Linked DNA regions of Mus musculus: region 1 is linked to region 2. A link is a loop called in an ENCODE intact Hi-C map of the cell type or tissue named here. Cell type or tissue: heart. All regions are shown on one strand. Each heading gives the region's core, and the rest is flanking DNA. Links, peaks and the distances in the headings are about the cores only. Region 1 has its middle 35 kb from the start of Gm39884. Region 2 holds the start of Gm13889 (predicted gene 13889).

Region 1 (8,699 bases), core at 2,095-7,094, 51 kb after region 2:
GGCAGAGAGGATTTCATTGCACCCATCTGGAATACTTTCTTGGCACAGAGATGCAGTTTTGACCTTTGTGGAGGTCCCGTACGGTCTGGGAGACAGGCAGTCAGGGAAAGTGGAGGCACAAGATGCGTTTGGGTGATGGCCAGTGCTGTGCGGACAGGGAGAAGGGTGATGGGCACTAGGGAGCTGTGCTGAAGGGAGAGATGCGGAAAAGGTTCTCTAGGAGCCTGAGAGAGTGGAGGGAGCTGCCATGGGCAGGAACAGGATGGACACTCAGGCAGAGGGAAGGGAGTCGCAGCATGCTATTGAGCTGAGATCACAAGGACATGTTACTCTTTAAGGAATACTGAGCAGATGGAGGTGTCACGCCTGGGTCAGTTCTGTAAATGTCCTCACTCAGCATATCATGGGGGACGGGGTAGGGGACAGGAAAGGAGTCACCAGGTCCTGGCTGGGATTCTTGTTCCTTACCCGTCTTGGAACCTTCACTTTTCTTGTTTATGAAACTCTTAAGAAAACATGAAATTCCTGGTACATCACATATGGCCATTACTATGCCCTCCAGTCAAGGATGCATTCTGGAGTTGTCTTTAGGGCACCTTGGGTTATAAGGAATCATGACTGTGTGTGGCTTTGCTTATTGAAACGTCCCCTCCATCTCCCTGTCACGCTGTCTGCTTTATTTAGACTTGGTTCAAAATATCTTTTGGTAGTTCCTGAAAGCACATGGCTTGCTGGTCTTAGGAGAGGAAACACAGTGGTAAGTCACAGACTCAGACCTCTTCTAGATCCAAACATGAGGTTTGTGGGTAGGCAGTCACATCCCAGAGTTCTGTGTCCACTTGACAGTGATCCCATGAGGCTTGGTCTCCTGGGATACTAGACCAGGACACTGTCACTAGCTCAGAGTAAATTAGCAGTAACCTAGAGTTAGTAACGTTCAAAAGGACATTTCTTAGTGGGTCGTGCCAAGATATTTACTTCAAAGAAAGTCCTGGCTCCTTCAAGCTGCCTTTCCCGGTGGCTGTATGCCTTTCATGGAAGGGCAGAGTTACACAATAGGTTTTCCAAGCAGATTTAGCTCCTGTTACAGCCTTGCCCAACCAAGGAACACTGTTCTAGGCATGGGGCCATGGGTCTGTGTAGAGAGAGCAGGTGGCATGTGTCTGCTGGGAAATGACTGGGCGCTGCTCTGCAGTGGTCTCCCGGCTCAATGTCACCAACTCCTGTGGAGACCCTGGATAGCTGTGTTGTGACAGGAACATGGGAGACCTGTCTGTCTGTCTGTCTGACTGTGTGTGTGTGTGTGTGTGTGTGTGTGTGTGTGTGTGTATGCATTCATGTGTGTAGATGTGGAGGTCAGAGGCCAACACTGAGTGTCTTCCTCAATCACTTCTCACCTTGTTTTTGAGGCAAGCTCTCTCACTGAGCTTTGTGGTCATTCGTTTACCTAGCTGGCCATCCACCTTCAGGGTTCCACCTGTATCTGCCTCCCCAGTGCTGGGATCACGGGCAAGCACCGCCATGCCAGGCTTTTATGTGGGGTTCTCAGTTTCCAAGCTCAGATCCTTCCTCAAGCCCAGCAAGCACTTTGCCAGGAACCATCTCTGCAGCCCTTTAATCCGGGGTCTTCGGGTCCTCCTGAGGAGCCTTCAGAGCTGGGCTTCAGAGATGAGGGAGACTCTCAGTTTTTTGTTTTTAAAACTTCAAGGGATTGGCCACATTGCATGCAACTCCCCATTTGCCAAATGGGGAAACTGAGGCTCCAGAGCTGCCCAATGAAGTGCAGTGAATGCTTTTCATTAGGGCAAGGGTTCTCAACCTGTGGGTTTCAGCCCCTTATGAACAACCCTTTTGTTGGGATCGCATATCAGGTATCCTGCCAGATATTTACATTAAGATTCATAACACCATCAACATTACAGTTGTGAAGTAGCCATGAAAATGATTTTTAATGGTTGGGGGTCACCACAACATGGGGAGCTGTACTAAAGGGTCACAGCATTAGAAAGGTTCAGAACTTCTGCATTAGGTCTTAAATAATCAGGAACAGAAAGTGCCTGTAGCATGGAATATGCTTGAACCTGGAAGTCTCAAGACAGGAGGCTAAGCCTCTAGGGACTCCCATTCAAAGGCTGGGGAGGGCTGTGTGTTCAAGTTCACTCCTTATGTGACCTGGGTGCCCTGGGACTAGCCCTGTGCTCTCCTTGGGCAAAGGTTACAATAGCTATCAATCACCATTCACTCTCAGCTCCAGGCTGTCCCCTGTCCCTTTCCCAATTCACCCATCAGGACCTTAATCCCCATCCCCATCTCTACCCTGAAAGATTGTGGGATTGGGAGGCAGGGCCTTTAGGACCTGATTATGTTAGGGGTGGAGCTTGCGAGCAGAGCACTGTCTTTACAGGATGCTCAAGAGACCCATCAGCCCTGCTTCCACAATCCGAGGTCTCCAGAGAAGACCCCCCATCTATGTAGGGCAGAAAGCAGGTCCTATCCAGGTGCTGGCGCCAGGATCTCAGGCTTGCAGCCTCCAGGACTGGGAGGAACAGCTTTATGTTGTTTACGGCACCAGCCTGTGGTGTTTTCTTAAGCAGCCTGGGTGGAGAAAGGCAGAGTTCTTCTTCTTAGATGCTTTACTGTGGTTTATTTTAAATGCAGTGTCCTTGTGGAGCAGGTGACGGGAGGCCTGTGGTCCCCTCCTTGCTGCGCAAGCACCTCTCTGACACTTTTCTGCTTCAGTGTGCCACCCAGGGCGAACTGAAGCATCCTTCAAGTTAGCAGAGGCAAAGTGTTGTTGCAAACAGAAGCTGGCTGTGAGAGGAGGTTCCAGCTAATGATTTAAGCCTGGGGCTGCATTTCCTGGCAGGAAGCTGGGAAGCCTGAGCAACAGAGGTAGGAAAGAGCAGTCCCAGGATGGAGTCTCCCAGGGGGACCAGCAGGCAGGCCCTGGAGCTGGCTGTGAACATCACTCTGGTTCCGGCTTCTGAGCATATTGCTTGCTCATAAATACTTATGAGCTGCCCACAGGCCCAGCACTGAGCATTCTCTTGCTGAGAACAGAGCCAGGAGCCTAGAATCTGGGTACCTGCCCTCCAGCACCTCGGTGTGGTAGGAAAGCCCACAGTAACCAAGAGAGGCATATGTAAATGTGATGGCCGTGGTTGTTAACTGCCCACTTAGCCAGACCCTTGGGCAACACAGGTCTGTCCAGCCTTGGCTTGCCTGAGGCTGGCTGCTGGCTTCATTTCACTTTCTACAGTCTTGGGAAAGGCAGCCACACAGCTATTAACATAGGACAACTGGAGTCATTCTGCATTCCTCTCTTAACACTCACTGACTCCTCTGCTGAGCCGGTCGCCCTAACCAGCCCAGACTCTCTTCAGATAGTCTGGTTCGAGCTGCCATCAACACATCTTCCTGCCTCCATCTCTCATCCCGCCAGAGTTCACCCTTTTATCCAGAGGAAAGCCTAATCTTAAGGCATAGAAATCCTCATGCTACCTTTGTCTGGCTTTGTGGTACTTCCAAGACATGATCTGTGTTCCAGTCAAAAGGAAACTGGTGTTGTCTGGCCTGACAGGTCTCTCCCAGGGTGAATGACAGTATTCCCTGCCTTCCCCCACCTCTCCCCACCCCCACCACCCCTGAGACTTCCTTATTCTTTCTTATTTTCTTGGCTCAGCCTAAATGTCACCTGCTCAGAGCCAGGGACCACCACCCATCCTTCTGTCTACCAGATGCACCTCAGCACAGCTTGCCTTTGCCATGTAGATAACTCAACTGGTATCCTATATATCCTTTGTTTGCATGTTGGCTGGGCCTCTCCCTGTTAAGTGCAGAAACCTGTCTAGGTCTGCAGTGTGGATTCATTTCATGGTATGCATGACAAGCCTCTGTGGCTGTGGCAGTGTGTTTCCTCACTGTCCTAAAAGATGAGAAAATGAGAGCTCTCTAGGAAAATATAGCCATGCCATGGCATGGCTGAGCCTGGGACAATTGATTGCATATCCCTGAATGCCTGTAGGGATGCACCCAGCAGGAGTTCCCTTCCTTTCCGAGCCTACCCAGGCACTGATTTCTATACCTAAGGCCTGTGGGACTTTCTGAGAATCTGGGAGCAGACGGTGTTGTTGGGCGAGGTGAATGTGGGTTCAGTTAGCCTCCCATTGTTTAGCTTTGCTCTGGGCCTCTCTGTCTGTCCTTCTGTGAATTGGGAGTCAGGGCTGGATGAGATGTGGTGTCTGGGTCCCTGTTGTGGCTGATCCTGGCTGTGGGGAAGGACTACAGGTGCCCAGCCCAGAGGCTGCCTGCTACTGATTCCACTGCTGCCAGCAAAGGCCTGTGAAAGGTTTTCTGCTGGCCTGCTGTCAGTTCCAGATGCAGCTGGCGTCTGGGGATGGAGGGAAGCAAGACAGGAAGTGGAATCTGGGTCACCGGCCCTGTTCCCTGGCTGGATCTGGCCCCTCTGAGACTGAAAGGTCACTCAGGCCAGGACCAGGGACTGTTCTGACTTGTGGGAGGAGCAAGCGGGGAAAAGCCCAGAGACCTAGCCGATTTCCCCAAACCAGCCTGAATCACCTGGCAAATGAATGGGATCAAGAGAGTTCATCTCCTAGGCTCAAGGCTAGGGCCCAGTGAAAGGATGAAGAAGGTTGGTGGGAATGGTGGGAACAACATGCTTTGGGCAAATGAGGCTTTTCCTTATAGGTATTTTAAAAGAGTGCTTTTTCCCTTCTACTGCTGCAGGGGACTTCTAGAATCTGGAAGAGTCTCTTTCGAAACTCAGAACAGATCTGTAACCCTTCCACCATCTCTTCCCAGAATAGGACAGACAGATTCCCTGACTCTATGACCTCCCCAGCGGGAGTTTTCCATTCTGTGATGCCCTTTCTCGAATGGATTTTGCCTTTTCACAAGGAAGTCTCCTCCCTTCTTTTAAGGACAGTAACTTGTAACAGTAATTTATACTAAAGTGTGAACAACTTTTGGCTTCTGGCTTGCTCTGAGCATTTGACTATAAAGTCTTAGAGCACTGGCTTATATTTTCATTCCTTTTATAGTCCCAGGGGCAGGCACTGACCTAGCCTTGTGTCAACATCAACAAAGATGGCAGCTGAAGCAACGATTAATAATAACAAGCAATTTTTTTATTATTGTTTTGTTTTTTGGGTGGGTTTGTTGTGGTGGTAGTAGTTGTTTTGAGACAGTATCTCTCTACATAGTCTTGGTCTCTCTACATATCCTGGAACTCGATATGTAGACTACTAGGCTGGCCTTGAACTCACAGACATCCTCCTGCCTCTGCCTTCTGAATGCCCTGCTTGGCAAACAATTTATAGTGTGTTGTCTGCTGAGCCCCTTCTGCATCTAACCTCATCTAACCCTCACCCTGCAGGATTGTGCATTTTTCTTATCCCCAGCTTATAGAGGAGATAATCAGGTCCCATGGAAGGCACAGAAGGTGGCCTTGCTCCACAATGCACAGGCTTCTACAGCAAGCCAGGTGTCCCATACACTCCCTCTGAAACAGATTCCAGTTAGCTTAGGTTCAGTGCTGAGGCCCTGATTTCCAGGCTCCTTCCACTTTTTCTTTGTTCCCTTTGGATCAAGTGCAGACTGGTCTCTGCAGCTCTGTGGAAGCTTCCTTCCGCCTATGAACCCTGCTGCCCTTCCTAGCTTCTTGTGAGTCCTCGAGCACTCCACTGCAGTCTGGAGCACTCCACTGTGGTCTGGAACACTCCACCGTGGTCTGGAGCATTCCACCATGGTCTGGAGCACTCCACCATGGTCTGGAGCACTCCACCATGGTCTGGAGCACTCCACCATGGTCTGGAGCACTCCACCATGGTCTGGAGCACTCCACCGTGGTCTGGACCAATCCTGAGTGGCCAGGAACACTCATGAAGAAGCTGCACAAGCCAAACACACAGAGGCAAAGTCACAGCCTCCCTCCCAAAGCTCTCCCAGGTTGGCCTGGTTTTAAGGGCAGCACTTATGTTTGGGGCCCTGCAGGCTCTGGGTACCACTTCTTGCACTGTCCTATCTGGCTGCTGGGTGGAGAAGACAGGCTACCAAGACCGGCTCTCATGTGGGCCTGGGCCTGGGTGGAGAACATGCGCTTAGTTTCCGCCTCTCCCTGCTTTCCTTTCCTGTGCCTCTTTCCTTTGCTTCTCTTTGTCCTCTGTCTCTTCTCTCCACTTACCTTTCTCTTATCTCCTCTCCTTCCCGTTGTTTCCTTCCCTGCCTCTGATCTGGGCCCCTGTGGGACATAAGGCCACTGCTCCCTTTCAGAAAGCCTCCAGATAGCTGGTACCCAGACTATCAGTATATCCTGGGGACACTAGCCTGACCTGGACAATGGTACTGTTCTGGGGTGAGCATCGTGGTAGGTGTAGCCCTGGGAACCTACCTTATGCCTCACCCCAAGGCCCCAGCACTGGAATCAAGGAGAGCCAGTGGAAATGGAATCACCATAATTGTCACATGAAGGAAGCCTGAGGTCGTGGTCAATGGGAACAGGGACAATTCCCATGTGGCTGGCCTAGCTCTGGTTTCAGGAACAGCAATCACCCTGTATATGGTTGTTGAGTGACTGCATGAAGGACAGATTGGTGTCTTAGCTGGCTGTCTCTCTGTACATGCAGTCTTCAGCACCCTGGACCTCAGGATCTTGGGGAGGTGGGGGTGGGGCGGGATGGCGAATACTTTCCTGGCCACATCCCTTTAGGGCAACTTGGAAGGTTAAGGCCCCGGTAGGCCTGGGCAATGGTGGATAGATCATTATGGTGGGTGTTTGGCTGGGACCAGCTTTGGTGTGAAAGAGGGACATGTGGGGTTTGCAGGGTCTGTATCAGGACTCTGACACACAAAGGGAACCTTAGTGAGGTTGTCTGGGGTCAAGCCACTCTTCCTCCAAACTCTCTGCTGCTGTGACTATCACAGGCAGCTGTGACAGGACCGTAGACGAGTCACAGGCTCTGGTTTTTCCAGGGATCAGATCTAAGGTCAGAGGCAGCCCAAAGGCATCAGATCAACAGTGGCCGGTAGCCATAGGTGCTGTGGTGCTAACTTGGTTCTGTCAACTCCCAGCTGTGTAGCTTTGGACAAGCCTCTTGACCTCTCTGAGCCTCAGTTAACTTATCCGTCCATGACATTGCCTCTCACCGACGCTGGAGTCAAAGGGAAGAGGTGCTGAGTGAATGGTGGGCGGCCTACTTGACTCTGCTCCACAGAAGTCAGGAGCCTATCCATACACAGCCTTTCCCCTCCCCTGCCTCTCTCTTCCAGCCCAGGCTTGGCCAGATGGTGGAAGCTGGGAAATGCAGCCGAGCCACACGCTGGTCTATTTTGAGAGGCCTCCTGTTTCCTTTCCGTCTTGGGGCCATGTGGTGGCCATGGGTCTCTGACGACAGGATTCAGCAAGCCTGCCCTTGCCCTTCCCTTCCTTGTGGTCTGCACCCCATGACCACCCCATCCCTAGCCTTGGCTCCCAGCCCAAGCACCGCAGTGTGGCTCAACCCAGGTGAGGGTCAGGCACCCAGAGGAGGTGGAATGAGGAGCTGGTGGCTTGGCTCAGTTTGCAGAAATGGCAGGTAGCACAGGCTTTTGTAGTCCTGGCTCAGCACCCTGTACTCCCAGGGGACACAGCACCCTATCAAGAGGCAGTAGTTAGCCCTATGGAAATGAAGGAGGCAGGCTCCTGGGCAGGAGCCATCTGCAATCCAGGCACACTCTGTTTCAAGTTTCAAAGCCACCTAGACTCCTGCAGAGAAACAAGACCACTCTAAAAGCTGGCCCGGCCAGGAGGCCAGGAGGTCCGGTCAGGCTGTTCCCTGGCTTGTCTGGATTCCAGGCCAGAAGGAGAAACAGAAGCCCCAAGAGTTGTCTGTTACCCCTCCAGAAACCCGATAGCTTCCTTGGCTGTCTGCCTCCCTGCCCTCTCTCTGCAAGAGCTCTGACCCCAGCAGGCCTGCCTTGGAGTCCCACCTCCATCTGTGGTAGTCTGTGGTCTTTCCTCTCTGTGCCTTGACTTACCCACCTGTAACAGAGAGATCAAGAGCCTTCTTTTTTGCTCTCCGGAGTGGGTACTGCTGAGTCACTGCAGGCAAAGGCTGAGGTGGAACTCCCAGTCGTCTTAGTTTGTTCCCCTGATCCTACCAGATGACCTTAGAGTGAGTCATTTGGTTCTGGAGTCTAGGATGACTGAGAGCAACCAACCAATCCATGTCTGTGTTTGCTTGCTGCTTCTAAAATGGTGCCTGGTTGCTGTGGCCTCTGAAAAGGGTGAACACTATGTCCTTTCATGGCAGAAGGGACAGATGGAAAAAGGGGGCCTAAGATGCTGTATTAGTTATCAGTGCCACAAGCTGGAGTCTGTGTATTCAAAAGCATGAACTCAGGTGGCCACTTCCAACCTAAACCACAGCAAAGGCCCTAGCCTCTTAATCTGATATAGAAGGTGGAGTGTGTGTGCCCTTGTCTCCTGAAGACCCCACCTTTTAACAGTGACACTGGTGACTAGACAGGATCTGTGCGGAGAGACATCTGATGGCCAAGCTCAGCTTACTCAGGCAAGAGTGTGATTAATGTTAGGACATCCATACTCCACTGGAAGAGAGAGGCCTTGGCTGGTGGTTCCTGTTGCCACCTCATAAGGTATGCCCTGAGTGTCACTACCTGCTAGGATTATAGAATGTGCA
Region 2 (8,699 bases), core at 2,168-7,167:
TCTACTCTCTGCTCTTGCCCAGGCAAGGAGGATGACCTCGTGGCTAATTTGGGCTGCTTACCATGAAGCACAAACTTCCTATTCTCGCTGCCCTGGGCCAGGATCAGGAAATCCCCATCCGAGAGTGGAGAGGGACAGTCCAGGGCAGCTGGCTAGGAAGTTGGAGCCAGGAGAGCTTCCTGTTAGAAAGGAAGACTTGGCAGAGACAGCATGGCCTGCTGGGAGCCCCAGAAATTGGTGAGCATGGCGGTTGTCCATTCCAAAAGGGCTTGTGCACCCTGTGTGTGCCAGATCTGTCCTGTGACCGCGGCTGAAAGACCAGGGAGAGAAACAACACGCAGGACAAAGCTCTGACGTGGAGATGGGTATATTGCAAAGGGGACCAAGGGGCCGCCTTGAGGAAGGTAAACAGGAAGGGCTTCACACAGTGTGGAGGTGGCAATTGGAGCTGTGCGTTGGCCAACAGGTGACGTATCTAAGGCCACACAGTGGGTTCTGGTAGAGCCAGGCTAGAAAGGGCCTCTGGACTCTCATCCTGTGAGAACCTCTCTTAGATTCTGACATTTCCTCTTAGTCTCCCTCATTGGTCTGTAGCTCATTCGGTAGCCTAGGCGGGTTACTCAGGAGCTATCCACCTTGTTTTATTATTTTTAGACAGGGTCTTCTCTCATTGATCTGCCACTCACCTATAGCTGAGGCCAGGGACCAGGGGTCAAGCCTGTCTCCACCTCCCTAGTCCCGAGATTGCAAGCGCATGTTACCATATCCAACTCGTTCTCATGAGTTCTGTCGATCTAATTCAGGGCTTCATGCTTCATGCTTGCACAGCAAGCAGGTGACTGACTGTCCCCCGCCCTTCTCCTAGTATAGGCCTGTCCCAGCCCTCTGTCTGAAGAGTGAGTCTTTTTCCAGCCTCCAATGAATGCTGTTGGACCCGATGAATCCTGAAATCTTCACTCCAACCCCACAGGCCTCCCCTAAGCCCCATTCTTTCTTGGCATCTCTACTTGGACATTTCATGAGCCCCCCCTCCCCCCCGCCAGGACAATGTTGTGTCAATGTAAAGACTTCAAACTAGAAAAGCTTTAATATATAGTTGTGTTCTCATAGCTCTGAGGAAAGTTCAAGCTGGTAGACAACTCAGCTCTACTTAGCCTTTGAGGGAACCCAGATCAACGGTGGTACTACTGCCTTTAACGTAACGTTCCCGTGATCTCTTCATTGCTGGTCCCACCAGAGGGAGAGGAAAGTCACAGCAGGCAGTTGCTCTTGGAAAGATACAAGTGACATGCTATTGCTGGCCACATCCCACGGAAGGCAGTTCAGCTGAGTGGTCTCCTTGCTATGGGGCGGGCTAGGGGGAGCATTGAGGAATGTGACTCAGCTGTGTGGGTAGCTAGTGGGCTCTGCCCAAGCATACTCTTAGAAACCATGGGACAAAGCTCTGTGTGGATGGCCCTGTTGCCCTCTCCATCCCCGACCAAGGGCTGAACTGGCAGTTGGTTGCCCATTTACCCTCCTTTCAGAACAGTCTGTCTTGGGCTCCTTTGCAACTTTGTTGGTGACATCAACTCCCCCAGAACCTTAGCTGGCTTCAGGTTTATCTGGTTCTAGACAGTTCCATGTGGCTGTTAACTGCTTTCCTGACAGTTACTGTCTCTCTGGCCAACCGGTCACTTTTCACTATTTTACAATGAGAGTCACCCCAGGGAGATCCAAAAATGATAGATTTGGATGACACCTTTAATATACTACTTGGCCCTAGCAGTGATTTTGAAGACTTAATCTTTGGCATAACAGGCAGGCTTTAAGAGACTCTGGGCCCTGGTCTGATCACATGCCCTTTGGATGTCTAGATGGCTTTTCCAACCCCAAGGACATCAGTTTTCTGGACTCTATTTCTGCCTGCCTCCTCTTGCAAGCCAGCCAATCTCTTTCTTGTAATATCTTGCTAAAAGCAACACCAATCAGGCAACACGTGCAAAAAAAAAATTTTTTTTTGGCTCTTCCTAACCATTTTTTCTTTGGTAGAATCTTATAGGCTCAGTAGGCATGTGGTCTGATTTCCAAATAGCTGTCTGTACATGATATCAGTGATAAGCATTTTACTCTGCCATAACAAAGGTCTTGGGGTTCTACTCTCTAGTAGCTGTCTAAGCCAGTGCTGTGGATTTGAAATTTATCAGGAACAGCTTTCCCTTCTGGGTACCCATACTGATATATGGAGCATTGCTTAAACTCCTGTTAAAGGCAATGCACAGAGCATTGCCTAAAGTTTTAAGATGCAAGCTCACTGTGTTCTCGGACCTGGTATAATTCTGTCGTGAGCATTTCGGATCTCACACAGGCAGAAAATGAGTTTTGGTGGCCAGCTGACAGACTTTACACCTGATAGTAAATAGTACCCTTGAACGCTTACTGGAGTCAAATGCACAAAAGTTAGCCTTGGTCCCCGTGACCACACCATATCTTCAGATACATCACAAGTCAAACCATTTCTCTGCATCCCTAATGAGAGGCTTTAGTGGACTGAGTCTGAGGTCATGTGACCCAAGGTCATGTGACCGGAGGCCACGCCAAAGTGGATACCCTGCTTTTTCCCAGGCTTCTCTCCTCACAATATTCAGACTGAGTTTTGGAAAACATCAATTGGAGGAAACTGTTTCAATACCATACTGACGTCCTCGTGGTGAAATTCTGTCCCTATGACATGGTCTCACGACCTTACGAAGCTGTATCTACTTCTTGTCTTCCTCCCCTGTTCAGTCACAAAGGCTGCCCCATGGTTGCTGCACTCACCAATCTTTTTTTTTTAATTATTATTTTTATTGGATATTTTATGTATTTACATTTCAAGTGTTGTCCCCTTTCCCAGCTTCTTATCTGTAACCCTCTATCCCCGCCCCCTTCCCCTGTTTCTATAAGGCTGCTCCCCCACCCACTCACCCACTCCCTCCCCACCACCCTGGCATTTCCCTACACTGGGGAATCAAGCCTTCACAGGACCAAGGGCCTCTCCTCCCATTGATGCCTGACAAGGCCATCCTCTGCTGCATATGCAGCTGGAGCCATGGGACCCTCCATGTATACTCTTTGGTTGGTGATTTAGTCCCTGGGAGCTCGGGTGATGGGGGGAGGGTCCTGGTTGATGTTGTTCTTCATATGGGGCTGCAAACCCCTTCAGCTCCTTCAGTCCTTTCTCTAACTCCTCCACTGGGGTCCCCACGCTCAGTCCAATGGTTGGCTGTGCACTCACCGATCTTATTGTTGCCTTAGTGATCTGTACCTGATGTCCAAACACTTTCCTCCTGCCTTGGCACCCATGTGGTTTGTTCCTTCATCACCCCCCAACACACACACACACACACACACACACACATACTGCTTAATTTTTCACTTCAGTGTGGTGGCTAAGAGTGAGCACTTGGGAGCCAGGATGCCTGGATCTCAGCTCTACTGCTGACTACTGTTGGCAAGTTGCTTAGCTCTCTTGTGCCTTTGTCCTCTCATGAGTGCACAGCGGTGATAGTGACTCTGGCTACCCAAGGTTGCTGAGAAGCTAGCATAGTGCACACTTGCAATGGACGAGTTGAGTTGATGCATAGCCAGAACTTACCCTAGTGCGTTTGGACTGCTTGGCAGTGCCACCCACTCTCTCCTGGTGACTGGCTCTGCACACCTCCCTCTGCATTTCCTTCAAGACTCCAGTTCTTGTTGATGTTTTCATGCTCCCTCCCACTGGAGTGCAACTTTTAAGAGGGAGGCTGTGGGCTCCTTCTGTGTCTCTCTCCCTGTCTTAACAAGCTCTCCTGTAGCTTAGGCTAGCTTGGAGTTCTCTATCCAGCCAGGGCTGGCTTTGAACTCCTGATTCTCTGGCCTCCATCTCCCAAGGGCTGGGATTACAGGTGTATACCACCGCCCTGTATTCAAGGACTCTTCCATTGCTGCTCTTGTTTACACCCTGAGTGCTCACACAAAGTCTTAATTGGCTTCTGGTCGTGGATATATAGGGAAGCCAAACCTCACTGAGACCCTCTGTTGCCAGAGGCGGTGAGTATCCTGGGCAAGGCCTCTCTCCAAAGTCTTGGGAATGCTACCCTTAGCATTAGCCTCCGGAGTCTATCCTACCCGTTTCCTTCAGTTTCTAGTGGACTAGTTAATTAGCCCTTCCGAGCCTCCCTTTTCTCGTGTGAAATTGAAGGAATACTAATTATCCCACCCGGCTGTTAGGAGGATGAACAAGATAATATATGTTCAGGGAGCTTGCTAGCAAGCTTGAATAAAGTATACCAGATGGGAGCTATTATTATTGTTGTTAGTGCCCTATCCAAGTGCCACTCTGCGGTTCATGAATGGGGGTGCCGGAGGGACTTGGGGTGGGGAGAGTGTGGGGAGAAGCATCTAGGGAATGGAAGAACTGGAGTGGAATAATGGGGTGTGTTTGTATTCGTGCGTAAAGGCGTGTGTGTGTGTGTGTGTGTGTGTGTGTGTGTGTGTGTGTGTGTAGAGCTTACGGAGCCTGGGGAGGGGGTGGCAGAGTTTCAGAAGCCCTCCCATTTTTCAGAGATCAAGCACTGGGAGTTGGGCACCCTGGCTGTGGAGACTGGCAGGAGAACCAGCAACTGCCCTGTGGCCAGTGTGCCTGGAAAGGTACCAAGGGGGAAGAGCCTGCGCCTCTGGAGTGATTGGAGCTGGGGGGTGGGGGAGGGTGGGGAGCGATCTGAAACCTCTTGGCCACTCGGATCTGTGCAGACTTGGGGCTGGGGTAATCCCAGAACCTACAGTGGTGGCTCGGTTCTGTGGGTCCAGAAGCAGCGGGGTGCTCTTGCTGGATGGGCCGCGGCAGGCGGGGCGCGCCTTCCGGAGCGTGGCTGGCGGGCGGTGCCGGGGAAGGGACCGTTACTTTCCCAGAGTGGCGGGGAGGGCGACGTCAGGCGGAAGGGCGCGGGGCGCGCACGCTTTAAATGGCATTCGCTGTCATCCGAGCTTGCAGCCGTGTGGGCAGAGGCGGGCTATATAAGCGGCTAGGCGGGCCGCCGCGGGGTACACGGCGACAGCGACAGCGACCGCGACAGGGGCGGCAGGGAGCCTCTCGAAGCATCGCCGAGCAGCGCAGCGCAGCCCCGCGCCCCCCGACGGGCCCGCCCGCCCGCTATCCCTCTCCAGCAGCGTCGGCTCGGGCCAGCGAGGCCCGCCGCCACCCCGCAGCAGATTTGGATCCCCCGCCCGGAGAGCCCCAGGCTGTCGCCTCCCGGGGGACCCCGGAGCCGCGGCCGCCCCCGGAGAGCCCGGGCGCCCCGCCACCCCCCGGCTCCGCACCCGCCGACGGCGCCATGGCGGCCGCCAAGCCCGGCGAGCTCATGGGCATCTGCTCCAGCTACCAAGCGGTGATGCCACACTTCGTGTGCCTGACCGATGAGTTCCCGCAGCCGGTGCGGCCCGCCAAGCTGCCCAAGGGCAAGGGCCGGCTGCGGCGGCCACGCCAGTCCCGCTTCAAGACGCAGCCGGTGACCTTCGACGAGATCCAGGAGGTGGAGGAGGAGGGGGTGTCCCCGATGGAGGAGGAGAAGGCCAAGAAGTCGTTCCTGCAGAGCTTGGAGTGCCTGCGCCGCAGCACGCAGAGCCTGTCGCTGCAGAGGGAGCCGCTCGGCAGCTGCAAACTGAGGAACAGCCTGGACTCCAGCGACTCCGACTCGGCCCTGTGAGGCGGTAGCCCGCTTGGGGACTTGCTCCACCGCCAAGCGCCGGGAAACAGAGGGAGCATCCGGAGGGGACCCGCTCCCCAGGCGGCCCCGACCACCCGGGGTCAGCTCCCCTCACTCCTTGGGACTGTAGCCCGGCTGCGGACCCACCGGGGTCCCGAAGAGCGTTCGGGGACGCCAGGGAGGGGAGTCGCTTTCTTTGCCCTTGTAAATGTTTATTTTTTAACTCTTTCCCAGTCCGAACTCTGCTGTGAGTGTGCGCGGGAGGCGGCTCCGCTGAGTCGGCTCGTCGCCGGGGGTCGCCGATGCAATTCGGATTCTGCACACCGCTCCACTGTGCCCCACCTCCAGCGCACACCCGTTCACACTCACGCCGACACTTTCGCTGAACACTTTTTATAATTGTTGGGCTAACTGAGGGGACTTGGGGCGCAGCGCGGCTGCTGCTGCAGCCGAGGATTGATATTTATTTTTGCATTGCAATAGCTGAAGGCGTTTTATTTAACGGTCTTTTTACCTGGATGTTGTCTGTGAGGAGTCTAAATGGACACAAATAAAGCCAATATATTTACACTGTGCACTTCTCCGGGCTTTGGACTTCTTGAACCTTAGGGGTCCGGTTTGGAAGGCAGAGGAGGAGGGGATGTGGATGGGGGGGGGGGCATGGAGGATCAAGTGGAGGTAGCTCACAAAACTTCCAGATTGAGGTGACACCTCCGGTGCTCCTGCCACCTGGTCTGCTCTCCACACGGTCTGAGAGGCGAGGGTGATGTTCCGAGGATGGAGAGCGCACTCTAACTGTGACCTCCCAGGGAGGTCCAGGTCACTTAGCACTTAGCAAGGTTCACTCCACTCTCTGCCCTTTCCTGGCCATGGTTTCTTTGAGGGAGTGCTGGGATACCGCAGGGGACCAAATTCGAGCCAACAATGGGCAAGTCGGGCTGGGATGTTTGAGCCGTGGTACCCGAGGGAGAGCGAGTGCGTGGGTGAACATTCGCTGTCCCCGCAGGTGAGCGACTCTTCCTCCCGTCCCGCCCTCTCAACCCTCGCTGACTCAGCTCTGTGCCCGGTGCACCTGCGCTTCGGGTGATCAGGTTCCTTCCTCCCTCGCTTTTCCTAGGCTCCTTCTAGCTTCCGCCTAGGAAGAATCAGAGCCTTCAGGCGCCAGGTTCCCACGGCATCTCTCACTCGTTCTCGGCTTGGGTCTTGGTTTTCAGCGAAGAAAGCAAGCCTAGCAGCCAGGAAGGAAGCACATGGAGTGTGGAGGGCTGCAGATTCTTCTGACTCTGGCTCTACTTTCCCTTTCCAGGGCTCTTCAGCAGCCGCTCCACATTCCAAGTCCCCTGAGCTAGCTAGCTATGTAGAGTGTCGCCTACGCCGCAGGTGGCGACCCGAGTGACAAACAACATTCGACTAAGAAGAGCCTGTGCTCACACCCAGTCTCTGACCAGCCCTACAGAATCAGTCCAGGGCTAGACTGCTTAATCCTGAGAACAGATACTACCTCTGCTCGGGGGTAACCTGGTCCCTGTACTCAGGCGCCCCCTAGTAGTGGTGTGTGTGTGTGTGTGTGTGTGTGTGTGTGTGTGTGTGTGTGTGTGTGTGTGCCAGTTTGAATCTCTGTCTGTCTGCCTGCCTGCCTGCCTGCCTGCCTGCCTGTCTATCTTCTTGGCACACGACCCACTTTAGGATCTGAACTGCCCTTTCTCTCCTTACTCTGTACCTCTTGAAGCCCTACTTCTGCAAGCCAGAAAGCAGCAGAAATGGAACAAACAAGGAGACACGTTAGTTATGAAAGGTTGCCTCCCTGACTGGCTCAGAGATGGGAAAACAAACACCAGGTCCTGGTGATTAGGGTCTTTAGCTCCATCCCAGCCCTTGAGAACACCATGATACTCAAAATGGCTCCCTGTGACAGGAAGACTGACAGGATGCCCTTAGCTGCCAGGGCTTCACTTTTGAGAGGCAACTATGGTTTGATAACAGTCACTGCAGCGGTCAGACTGGGCTGGCCCGAGCTCCAGGGTGGGGAGCAAGAGGCTACAGCTCCACTATGGACTTTCCTGTCCCCCCCCCCACCTTATCCTTGTCTAGCTCTTCAACTGTGGCTCCTTTTCCTCCTGAGAACCAGATGTCCCAGGTGTCTGGATGACACCCCCTACCTCACTGAAGGCCTTCCTAGACTGTCTCCATGGGCCATCCCAGCCCACATGGAGGGTTATTGTAGGATCCATACACAGCCCTCTGACTCTGCTCAGCCACTGGTGGGAACCAGCGCTGACTAGCCACTTCTGAAATGTTTGCTGGGTTAAAACGAATCAAAAGGCAACAGAGAGCCCATGAGTTCAGCATTTGTACTCCCGGAGAAGCGGTCATATGTTTAGTGGTGGTGGCAGTGGTTGTGGTGGCAGCGGCATCATTGGCGTGTGTATGTGTGTGTGTGTGTGTGTGTGTGTGTGTGTGTGTGTGTGAGACAGTCTTATTTGCCTTGGCTGGCTGGCCTCCAGATCCCAATGCAGCTGAAGACAGCCGTGAATCCCTGCTTTTGCTGCTCCGCTTCCCAAGTGCTGACGTGATAAGCATGTTTCACTAATTCTTGTTTGTTTTTGGATTATTCTAATATTTATCATCCAAGGAATATTTGTTCAGTAGAGTGCAAAATTCATCCTTTATACTCCCACCGCCCTGGGTGAACAGACGGACATTTTGGAAGCCCTGTCTAGGTGTACACATTTGGATTCTTGGATAAAAGGGGTTTGCGCTCTGTGAGTTATTGTCAGGCTTCATTATGACTTGAGTGTATCTGCATTTAGTGTCCGTAATACAGATCTGCATCACTGTTTAATAAAATCCTATTGGGTAGCTGACCTACATTTAAGCTAAGACCTCTGCTTACAGCCATAGAAGTGATATTCCATCTGTCCCAGGTTCTTAGAAAGTTCTGGGGCATGATGGGAAAAGATGTGCAGTAGAGTCAGTGACTCAGAGAGGGCTAGT

The links. Hi-C counts contacts between places; a loop is a spot of excess contacts. Peaks named below come from ENCODE experiments on the same cell type or tissue, not always from the same donor. Only the 100,000 strongest peaks of a DNase experiment are listed, where the experiment ranks them.
Region 1: it touches region 2 in a loop (2.0-fold over the local background); 9 of 42 quality-filtered maps call a loop at or near these places.

The regions. Positions count from the first base shown.
Region 1 is chr2:93,902,290-93,910,988 of GRCm38, reverse strand. It overlaps a transcript of Accsl not described here. Among named protein-coding and RNA genes, the nearest start is that of Gm39884, 35 kb to the left of the region's middle. In heart, for the core only: no CTCF peak of the experiment used is centred there; DNase peaks (open chromatin) are centred at 2,898 and 4,408.
Region 2 is chr2:93,953,393-93,962,091 of GRCm38, reverse strand. Gm13889 (predicted gene 13889) reads left to right here and starts at 4,992. Exons shown (of 1, transcript NM_001145034.1): 1 at 4,992-6,282. The coding sequence starts at 5,334. The coding sequence ends at 5,705. It overlaps Gm33160 (a long non-coding RNA gene), which reads left to right and starts at 4,572. Exons shown (of 2, transcript XR_374805.4): 1 at 4,572-4,650. In heart, for the core only: no CTCF peak of the experiment used is centred there; DNase peaks (open chromatin) are centred at 4,961 and 5,621; H3K4me3 peaks cover 2,665 bases; H3K27ac peaks cover 1,537 bases; H3K27me3 peaks cover 3,141 bases.